Linked DNA regions of Mus musculus: region 1 is linked to region 2. A link is a loop called in an ENCODE intact Hi-C map of the cell type or tissue named here. Cell type or tissue: heart. All regions are shown on one strand. Each heading gives the region's core, and the rest is flanking DNA. Links, peaks and the distances in the headings are about the cores only.

Evidence for each region. Hi-C counts contacts between places; a loop is a spot of excess contacts. Peaks named below come from ENCODE experiments on the same cell type or tissue, not always from the same donor. Only the 100,000 strongest peaks of a DNase experiment are listed, where the experiment ranks them.
Region 1: a loop joins it to region 2, with 2.2 times the contacts of the local background. A loop is called at or near these places in 4 of 42 quality-filtered maps.

What each region holds. Positions count from the first base shown.
Region 1 is chr12:17,250,173-17,255,541 of GRCm38, forward strand. No RefSeq gene overlaps it. Among named protein-coding and RNA genes, the nearest start is that of Pdia6, 14 kb to the right of the region's middle. In heart, for the core only: a CTCF peak has its summit at 3,036 (motif pointing right); no DNase peak of the experiment used is centred there; H3K4me3 peaks cover 363 bases; H3K27ac peaks cover 279 bases; H3K27me3 peaks cover 907 bases.
Region 2 is chr12:16,714,682-16,720,050 of GRCm38, forward strand. It overlaps Greb1 (gene regulated by estrogen in breast cancer protein), which reads right to left. Exons shown (of 35, transcript NM_015764.4): 10 at 2,495-2,608; 11 at 1,947-2,090; 12 at 96-281. Among named protein-coding and RNA genes, the nearest start is that of Ntsr2, 64 kb to the left of the region's middle. In heart, for the core only: CTCF peaks have their summits at 3,123 (motif pointing right) and 4,415 (motif pointing right); no DNase peak of the experiment used is centred there.

The DNA of each region.
Region 1 (5,369 bases), core at 136-5,135, 540 kb after region 2:
GTTAAACAGGGCTTTTTTTTTTTTAAGGGGGAAGGGGAGAAGAGGAAAAAAGGCACTTCCCTCCAGATCTTACAGCCTGAGTTCAATGCCCAGCCTGCACATGGTGGAAAGAGAAAATGTAAATTCCACTGTCTTGCACTATAAGCAGCAACCTTAGACAGTAAATCCCCTCATGACACTCCCCTTTACCTCCCCAGGGACTCTACATGAGGAGGTCTCGGCGGGGGGGGGGGCACAGTTTATATAGCTGTCAGAGCAATTAATACCTGTTAATTATTTTTTAGCACCTTCTTACTTCAAACGTAGCCTGGTGAGAGCAATAAATTTTATTTCTACTCTCTCGTGTCCCTACAGATAAAATCCACCCACCTTACTATGGACGGACCATGTCCCGCCCACCATCAGACTCACCCTATTCTGGCCCAAGCCAGCTGGGCTAACCCCAGGCACACTAACCTAGGGGCTTGCCTGCACACAGTCTATTTTTGACCCTTCAGCCTTTCCTCACTCTATACCTTCTTCTTGGAATGCCTGGCATGCCTACCCAGCCCCAGCTCAGGGAACAGCCTGCCACAAGCCATTCAGAACACAGATATTAACTTGACACCTATACCTGCCCTGCTCAGAAGCCCCACCACCAACACCACACACACAGCCCTAACACAACCAGCACACCTCTTACAGAGGTGTCACACACCCATTTTCTCCCCTCCTGTTCAAGTCCTTGCTTGAAATGGAAGGAAATGGTGTATTGAATTGGACCAGCCTGGAATTCAGGGCACTTGGCTTTCCATCCTGCATCTGCCACTTACTCTCCGTGCAAACTCAAGCCAGTTCCTTAATCTCCCTGAGCCATCCTTTCTGCTTGTCTTAGTTGTTTTCCTACCACCACGATAGAACACCCTGGCGTAAGCAACTTCAGGAAGGGAGTCTTATTTTGACTCATAGTTTGAGGGTAGCAGGAATTCATGGCAGCCAGAGCGAGAGGCAGCTGGTCACGTGACATCTACAGCTGGGCAATAAAGAGGGAGGTATACCGGTGCTCCGTGCTTGGCTTGCTTTCTCTCCTTCAGCCCAGGACCTTTATGGTGGGTTCTCTCTAATGGAGAAAATCCCTCTCAGGTGCACCCAGAGACTCCACCCTTCATGTTTCTAGGTCCTGTCAGGTTGACAATCAATCCAGACCGTCACACTGCAACTCTCTAATTTTATATTACTAATGCATAGCTGTTGTCATTCTTTTGTTCTAGGAATGTGTGTGCACCCGGGAGGAGTTGGTTTGTTTTGCTCAGCAATAACAAACCTGACTTTCCAGGGTGCTGGCAGTTCTCCTTCTTAGGGACTCCCATCCTGACAGGTCACTGCGTGTCCACATCTCCCCTTTCTACAGGCATCTTCATCCGACTCGGGTGTGTTTTCTTCTCTCCCATCCGCTTTTCTTCTTTTTCTTTTCACTGTGTTATCTCACATGCTTTGGGGTGAGGCAGGGCTGACATAGGCAAGCAAATACTACCAAACAGCAGTGACACCTCCGAGATGATGGCGCAGAGAAAGACTGAGCGTCAGAGGAACTTCTGGAACCTTTTCCCTTGTAATGGGTGTGTGTGTGTGTGTGTGTGTGTGTGTGTGTGTGTGTGTGTGTGTGTGTGTGTGTTGAGAGATTTTTTTTCAATTTTTGGTGTCTTGTTTTATTTTAGTTTTGAAATGTCTCACTGTGTTACCCAGGCTTAGCTAAAGCAATCCTCCTGTCTCAGACCCTCACATCCTATGCAGCTATGCCTGGCTGCTTAGTGATTATCCAACTTCCTCAGCTTCCTCACATTGAAACACAGATACCAGCCATGCCAGCACCATACAGCTATTGTGATTGAATAGCTCAGGAAGGCCAGCCCCTAGCAGGTGCAATACCTCGCAGCAAACATAGTGATGCCTGGGGAACTGGAAGGTTCTTAAAGGTCTCCAAGATGAGACTGGTCCCACTGAACTCAGGGTCCAGGCAGCAGAAGGAATGTCCCCCAAAGGGTACAGCTGCAACCTTGTCTCCTGGAGCAATCGGATCTCACACAGGCTCTCTCCACAGAGGGCTGGATCCCTCCAGAAGGCTCAACTCTCCTCCTGCCCAGAGGATGGGAAGTCTGACCCAAGGCTCTTGGCCAGATCCTTCCGTACTTAGGACAAGTCCATCTAACCTTTCGGGCCTTTTCCTAGCTGCTGACAAGGAGCCAAATGGACCATGTCCTTCAGGACAGGATACTGGGGGTGCCTCCGACTACCTACTGAGGAGACACCCTTCCATTATAAGTGAACACCCTTATTAGTAATCATGAGAAGTGAACCGGACTCACCTAGAGATGAGCCGTGGCTCCCATCCCTGTGAGTCTGAGCCTGAGCCTGAGCCTGAGCCCTCAGAGCTTGTGGCAGGCTCTGCTCTCTCTAGCACTGTGCCTGGGGGTGGGCTTGGAAGGCAGGCTTTGGGGATCCCCTCACCTCCTCAGCCACTGACGCCCCTGAGCCTGAGGCGGAGAGGTCAGTGTCCCCAGTGGCTAGGCCCCACATGGGCAGCAGAGAGGGCCATGCCACAACAGAGGATAAAGTGAAGGCCACAGGAAGTTCTCAAGATAGAGTACCAGGCTTGGTCCTCTATGACAGTGACATCAGGGGGCAGCAGAAAGGACATAGTGTCCAAAGCAAAGAGCAGCACCTAAGGAACAGCATGACTTTGAACACACCATTCAACACCTCTCTTCACTCACCCGTGCTGCATGGATAACAGTGATCCTACTGGGTGGGGGGGGGGGGGGGGCGGGGGGAGAGCACAGCTCAGGAGACACACAGTGGGACTAAACTGTGAAGTTCATCTTACCATGTTTAAGTGTGCGCAGCCATGAGAATGGCACATCCCCGCCTCTCTTGTCACCTCTTCCAGTTGTCAGTTTATTAACTCTTCAGATCTACCTTTCTTCACCTGCTGTAGGATGCTGGAGTTGGGCCCATGGAACCTTCTTCCCCTTTGCCAGCTGGTGCAATGCTAGATTTTGTCAGTAGAGGGCAGTGAAGAAACCACTGGGTCTTGGAGGAGGGATGGGCTGCTCTTCCCGGTGCCTGCGGTGCCATTTCTCCCCAGCACAGCTGCTAGCGGGATGATGTTGGAGCGCTAGCAAATCTGGCAAGTCACTCCATCCTCGTGGCAACCCTACCAATGGGGACCGCTACCGTCTCCACAGGACGGACCACAAGGTCTAGACACAGAAAATTTATAAAAGCAGACAGGGACTTCCTGATCTTGAGTGACAGAATTCAGGGCAACTCCTGGTCTTGATTGCAGGCTCTAGAGTTCACCTGACCTGCAGAAAGCCCACATGCGCTTTCTGGAAGCCCTATTACCTGAGGGAACTCACCATCCAAGCCTCGTATCTGGGAGGCTACCTGAGGTGGACCCATGTGGCCCAGCAGAATAGACACAAGCGCATTAGAATTGGCAATGCTCCTTGCTGTTCCCCCACGCGGTGAGTTCACATTATAATGAAACGGTGTAAATTTAAATTTAATTCCCTTATCTCTTCTAGAGTCTGCTGTGCAGGAGGAAAATTTTTTTTTTAAGACAACCTTATGCTGTGGGAGCATTGTACATCATCCAGTGAGCCAGAATTTGCAGAACCCGGGGTCCTGGGTTCATGGCCAGCATTTGGGAACTGAGGAAGACTTGACTTCTCAGAGCCCCAGTCTGAAGGAATGAGAGATGAAGTGATGGGGTCAGTGTCTACCAGTGATCTGTTACAGAATTGGGGGGGGGCACAGTGGAGGACCCAGCCCCAGAGAAGGAGGGGGAAAGCCTCTTAGAGGAGGAGGGCACACAATTCAGAAAGCTCCAGAATGTTCTGTCCACAGAGAATTTTTCTCTCTGAAGCCCAGTGCTGAGGGCAGCAGTGACCCTGGCCCACATAGAGCACTGCCTTTGACCTAGCAGGGGAGACTTTACATTTTAAATCACAGATCACAAGTGGAGCCCAAAAGGCACCGGGAGGAGCTGGTTGCCTGGCTTTGAAAGCCTGCCGCCCGAGGCTGCCAGACAGGGAACTTTTCTCCCAGATCTGTGATGTGCTTACTGTATAAGCTGCTGGGATTTTGTGACATTAGAAAATTCCTAATGCCCAGCTTAATCCGCCTTCAGAAGTTTGCAGAGGTGGGGGAGGGGGAGGAGTCTATTTTAGGATTCAGTTTCCCTTGGCAGCATCAAAGGGTAATGAAATAGAAGCTCTCATGAAAACTTGAGAGAGCAGGTGTTTCTACAAGTATAGAGACCCAGGTGTGACAACCAGGTCCTGACAGCCCGAGTCCCACTTTCAGACGCCTGGTGGTATCGATCCTTGGAGATATAACTTCACCGTTCCAGCCTTGATTCCCACATCTTTTATTTCATGTGTCTCCTGGACTATGTTGTGTAACAGGCATTCGCCTAGGGACACACGTGAGCCCGAGTGTTCATCTTACCTTCCTGAGCACTGATCCATCCATTCATGTGAGAAGGGTGTGTCTACACTCATGGGTGAAGGTGCACCAGCAGTCTTGAAATTTCTAAGAGACTGAAACAAAGCCAAGATGGTGGTAACCTTGATCTCTCTACCTGGCAGAATTAGAAGAGCAAGCAGCCTGGGTTCCTGCAGTGAGCAGCTAACACACACACATAGACACACACACACACACACACACACACACACACACACACAGAGAGAGAGAGAGAGAGAGAGAGAGAGAGACAGAGACAGAGACAGAGAGAGACAGAGACACAGAGAGACACACAGAGAGAGCAGCTAAAGATGAGCCTGGCTTCATTCTAGGAGGAGGTAGCTGTGGTAAACAGGGCATGAGACTGTAGGAGGAGAACGTTGCTTCTGAGTCCTGGGTTTGGTCCAGGTTGATGTCTGTCCCTCTATGAAGCTGGACTGATCACGGGCTGGGTGTGTAGGGCTGTAGCCTCAGCTGTCCTGAACATACAGCCAGGGTCTGCATCTGACCTTGCCCCAAGAGAGATGTTTAGGAGTGCTGTGCCCCAGGAGAGTGAGGACTCGTGGCTTCTTTTCATGCCCCCAAACTACCCATGCCCTCACTCTCCTGCCGTATCCCTCCCCCTCCCACAATCTTATAAGGAAAAGCGACCCAGAGAGCTGGAAGCCCCCAGGATTCTGACTCCCATGTCACTGGGTTTCTATAGCTAAAGGGGGGGGGGGGTCAGATCAACCATGGATTAGAGTCTACCTTACATTTCCTGGGTCCCAAAGATGGCCGTGGACATCCCAGTTTCCCCTCATAGCTCCTTCCATCCCTAACCTTTCCAGCCACCCTCTCTTCTCAACAGAATGCCTCATCTC
Region 2 (5,369 bases), core at 204-5,203:
GCAAACCTGCTCTTCATCTTCTTCTCTGGCCTCCCGAGTCTAGTTGGTCCTCCCGCTGAGATCCATCCCTAACCAGCAGCTGGCCACAGGCTCACCGAGTTGGACGAGGTAGTAGACGGTCAGCAACAGCTGTGTCTCCTCAGATATGGGCTGCATGGTGGAGGCACCGTGTTGCTCATAGGCCCTGGCAAGCGACTGGGAGTTCTGGTAGCAGGTGTACAGCAGGGGGCTGACGACCACATCATTCAGGTTTCCGCAGAGGTAGGGAAAGTTCCCATGGCCTAGAGGAGAAGAAAACCAATTCAGCAACTGGTCTTGTGCTCGGCTTTGGTGAGGTACCACTGTAGCTCCCCTGAGCATAAGCGCCAGGAGAACTCTTAGGTCTCTCAGAGGCTCCTTTTCTGAGAAATCTCAGACCTGCTACAGTCCCTGCTGTGTATACCTACTCTGCCCTACTAGAACCTAGGACAAAATGTCATCTATCATGTCCAGCCATAGGCAGGGCATTTGTTTGTTCATGCCATCCAATCTCTTTATTTTGCAGTTGAGCAAGTTCAAGCCCAAATTAAAGAAGCTTGCCCAGAACCAAATGGCAATGGCCTCGAAACAGCCGGCATGTGTGTCGCAGTGAGGACTGTTCGCCAGACGTGTGACCCACCACCACGCCTTGCACCCTCCCAAGGATCGTTAGCTAACAGAGTTAACAAAACAGGTCGGTGTCTAGACCCAAAGATCAGAAAGTGAACAACCTTGAGGAGTGCTGGAGTGGATGTTAGAATCCTTCTGATGACAGCTCTTAGGGTAGACCTGCCCAAGCAGGGGTCTGACCCCTTCTTTGTCATCATTAGCTACATGACCTTAGACAAGAACTTGACCTTCTCTAAGCCTTTGCACAATGGGGAGATGGTAAATGCTCAGTTATGCTGAGAAAGAATGTCCCTCTTTGACTCTCACTATGGGACTCCATGAGCCACTTCCTGAGAAAAACTTTCTCAAACTCAAAGTGTGACAGATTTGCTAAGACATGTGCTGGCCCCACCCACATCTCCAAGTTTCAGAATTTAGGTATGTTCTGTCTCTGGGGCAGGCCTGTGAATCCAACTTTCTGTTTACTCCCCTCTGGTGCTGAGGTGCGGGGTCAGCTGGACAGCACCGTTCACAAATGTGCCAGCTTACAAGCGGCACTGTGGCTACCTTAGAAAAGGGATGCCACGCTTGTCATGCAAGGGGCTGCCGGAAGCCCCCCTAAGAACCGGATGAAAGCTAAGTTACAGAGCTGCTGGCCTGGCCGGGAAGCTGAGGTGGGCATCAGGGAAGGAAGTGCGCTCGAGCAAAGCAGAGACTGCGCTGAGTTTGCTCAGTGTGCGATGCCGGTCTGTGAGCCGGGGTCCACCTCTGAGTCCTGCAGCCTGTCCCAGTTCTGCAGCCTCGCCTCTCTCACCCATTCACCCACAGAACAGCATGAAAGAGCTACAATGCTACCTCCAGGTAACCTATACTAGCCACCACACAGAGGAGATCAAATCCTCTCTTATCTAATGCTTCTGGAACAGTGACTATGTCTGAATGCTGCACAATCCAAAATGACTGGTGGCTTGGGGTGACAGTGGAACAAAGCCACGGGGTTGCTTCGTCCATCCCCCGAGTCCTCCGCAGTAGCTGGACGAGTACAGCAGGGATTCAGTGAAACAGAGAATGAAGGAAAGGACAGCAGATGAGCAAGCAGTGAGTGTCCTGGGTAATGTCACTATGCCCCTGCTGGGACAAACTGTGTCGTTCTCGGCCCTCTGGAGCCTGGGGCCGCTTCATTTGATCATTGCCCTGGATAGCATCCAGATTCGCTCAGGAAGATGCCTATGGACTCGGACTGAGAGGAGGTCACAGTTTCGTGTGGGAGTCCTTGCACACTTCGCTACCTCCACTGCTGGGTGCACTGCTGTACTTGCCTTTAAATATCACTGGCTTGGCCTTGCATATTTTCAGCAAGTTGTCCGGAACAGACACTGGTTCACCAGAGGCCACCACCGGGAAGGTGACTGAAGCTGGTCCCACCAAGCCAGCCTGGGGCACACAAGGTATGCTGGTACCTTCTAGAAACACAGCAAGTAGATTAGTAAAACACAGCAAAGGAGGCATCTGTCCCCAGCCCGCCCAACATCCACCCGCCCACAAAACTGCTGCCTCCATACTCATAAACCTGTGGACTCACTCAGCCCCACCTTCCCCGCCAATAAACACTGTCCACACCATCAGCTGAGGAGCTGCTTGGAGACCTTGCTAGGTCAGGGGGCTGATACAGAACTATCACAGGAGACTGGACCTCAGGAAGCAGCAGGAACATGAGAAGAGGTCCTTCTGCTATGCCAGGGTCTGGCTGCTCAGAACCCCCTTGTACATCTGCCTGCCCACGTGTGCATATATGCACACATGCTGCTAGCAGGCCACCACCACTGGTACCCAACTTTAGGATTTGGGCAAGGCCTTAGCCACTTACCGTGCTTGGCTCTGTTGCCACCACCCTGAATGAAGCCACCATCCGTGGTTGATTTAGACTCCGGGGACCACCCTTTGTGCCGTTTTTTGGGAGGCCCAGAGTTTGGCAAGATACCTAGACAATAGTTAAGAGCATGGGTTAGGCCACCATTGGAAACTGGCATCAATAAAAACCTTTCCTGATTTGGAGTGTCCGTCTGTTTTGTTTTGTTTACAAAGGTAGGGCTCAACTCCAGGACCTTGCACGTGCTAGGCAGATGTTCTAACACTGGGCTTAACCTTAACACTATCCTTAGCCCTTGGTAGTTTTAAAAATCACGGCCTTTAAAAAAAAATCACAGCCTTACAATGGGTTTTAAGCTCTAGTCAAGTCTCTAGGCAAAAGGAAACACCCTGTCCATTTTTATAATGTTTCACTCCACAGTTGCATTTAGGCTGCACCTCTCTAAGATGCATTTTTAAAAAACGGCCATAATAATAACAAAATCTAATGAGAAAGTGGTTTAATCAGAAGTAGAGAGAATACAAGTAAAATGCTTAAATGAAATGCTTAGCCAAGGGTTTGGGCTCAGTAAACTGCAGCCACCAGCATCAACCTCCTATTACTGAAATGTCCAGCACTCAGTGCACCAACACAATTTTGCCACTTGAGGGCAGTGCTGATCCACTGCACACCCCCTTCCTGCCCTCCAACCCCACTGTCACCCCCCATCCAACCTGGACAGCTAATGTCACATGTTGCAAAGGAAGACCAGAGGCTGGACCCACTGTTGCATGTGAGTCTCTGCCCACTCTAGACGGCAACATGCTCATGACTTAAATCTATTTGTAAATTATTCAAAGTACCAAGAATGGGCCACCATATTTTCTTGAAAATCCTGACAAATTTTCTCATCTCTAGAGCCCCTTGTCTTAACCCTGCTGTACTTTAAATTCACCTGGACACTTTTAAAACCACCTAGCCAAGGGTGGCGGTGCATGCCTTTAATCCCAGCACCCAGAAGACAGAAACAGGCAGATTTCTGTTGAGCTCAAGGCTAGCCTGGTTTACATTGTAAGTTCCAGGCCAGCTAGGGCTACATGGTGAGACTCTGCCTTTAAAAACAAGATAAGCAAACAAAAACCTGTCTGTCTGAGCACAAGCCTAGTCCAAGGAACTCAAGTAGCTCAGCATGTGGGGAGCGCGTCATTCTGATAACTGGAGCTCCCAGATGATCTGAACCCAGGCTGAGGGTAACATCACCTTCAGTGGAAGCAGAGAGCACACACAGACCTGGAAGATGCTCATCCAAGCTGTCTCTGCTAGACTCTCCTTAGAGCTACCACAGAGGGCCTCTGAGTTAACGGTAAGGGTGCACATGCTGTCACTAGTAGTGCACATGCTGTCACTAGTGCCTGGGTTTTTCTGAAGCCTGAGGCAGTTTGAGATTGACTGTCGTAGAGTCCCTCCAAAGGGACCTCAAATGCAACCTCATCATTAGACAGACCAAAGCAGAAGAAAATAGAGAGAAACAAAGTAGCACAGGGTTGAAGGGCATGAAGTACTTTCCCTACAAAGCCCTTTCAAACCGGCAGGTTTCTTTGCATCAGAGATAGGGCCCTACCTCTGCACCAGGTGTTCAGCTCGCACAACACTAGTCCCAGAAACAGAGGAAGAACTCCTCAGAGAGAGGACGGGCCGCTCCTCTAGGAAGTGCTTCTGAACTACTAGAGGGCAGGGCTGCAGCTGAGGATTCTCTTCCTCCTCTAGAAGGTTAACAGGAAATGCCTCTACTGGGACTCTTCCCCAGTAAGTACTCTCAAAACATCAGATACCAGCGTACCTGGTAGAGGGGACCCCATCTGGCATTTCTGAGGAGGAGGTCCCCTGCTTCCTTAGAGCCCAACCCTCGTCTGAGACAAGGCTCCTAGTTCATATCCTCCACCAGGGGGCAGCATTTCACTGAGAGCAGCCAGTGTCACTCAGAAGGAGTTTCCTACACACTGCTTTTGAGTGTCTCCTTCCCCCAAGGACAGAAGGCATGATAGCTCTGATTAATATGCCTGTACTCAACTCTGTGACTCGGGTGAGCCAGTGTCTCTGACTTAGTCCCTCTCTCTGTCAGGCTCACCAGAGCCGTGTGCTGGGACTTCAAGAATTCTTTAATGGGAGAGGAGACTATGGCCCTGAGTTGAGCTCTAAAGGCCATCTAACAGAGGTGGGGTGAGCACTTAGAGACGGGATAGAGTGTGAACATCATGTTGAGCCACCAAGGCAGTGAACAGCTGAAGGCGGAGAATGGGGTTCAACGGGCTGATCCCAGAAGATCTTTTAAGGCTCCAGCAGCCTGGAGTTTAAAGATCTCCATTCCCCACACAACTCCACAAAGTAGGCTTGGGGAGTTCAAGTCCAATCCTGAGGGAGCCTCTGTAGGCTACTGCCCAAAGCCAAGCTCCGGGCCCAGGCTGAGCAGAGCTGGCACACTGTTGCCTGAGGTATGAGTTGTATGACACCAGGACTAAGTGTCTTCTAGCTAAGCTCAGGGGGAAAGCCATGGACAGCGAGGACCTCCTGTCCTTATGACCAAGGGCAGTCTTTGGTTATGTGGCTGCTGCTGCATCAGCACCTGGAGGAGAAACAGCCCCTGGAGGAAGGTAGGAGTCTTCAGGGTAGGGTGGGGAATGATAAGGGCTCCAGGAACGTGGAAGCTAGTCAAGACTGAAGAGTCTTGGATCCATGCAGGGGCAGGAGGATTGCATCTACAGAGAAGCCTCTGGGCACAACAGAATTATATTCCAGCCCAGGGTGCTTCTCTGAACCTCAGTCTCTTCCTCAGTGGTAAAAATAAAACTCAGGCACCACACTCTACCCATGAGCTGCAACCCCATTCCTAGGA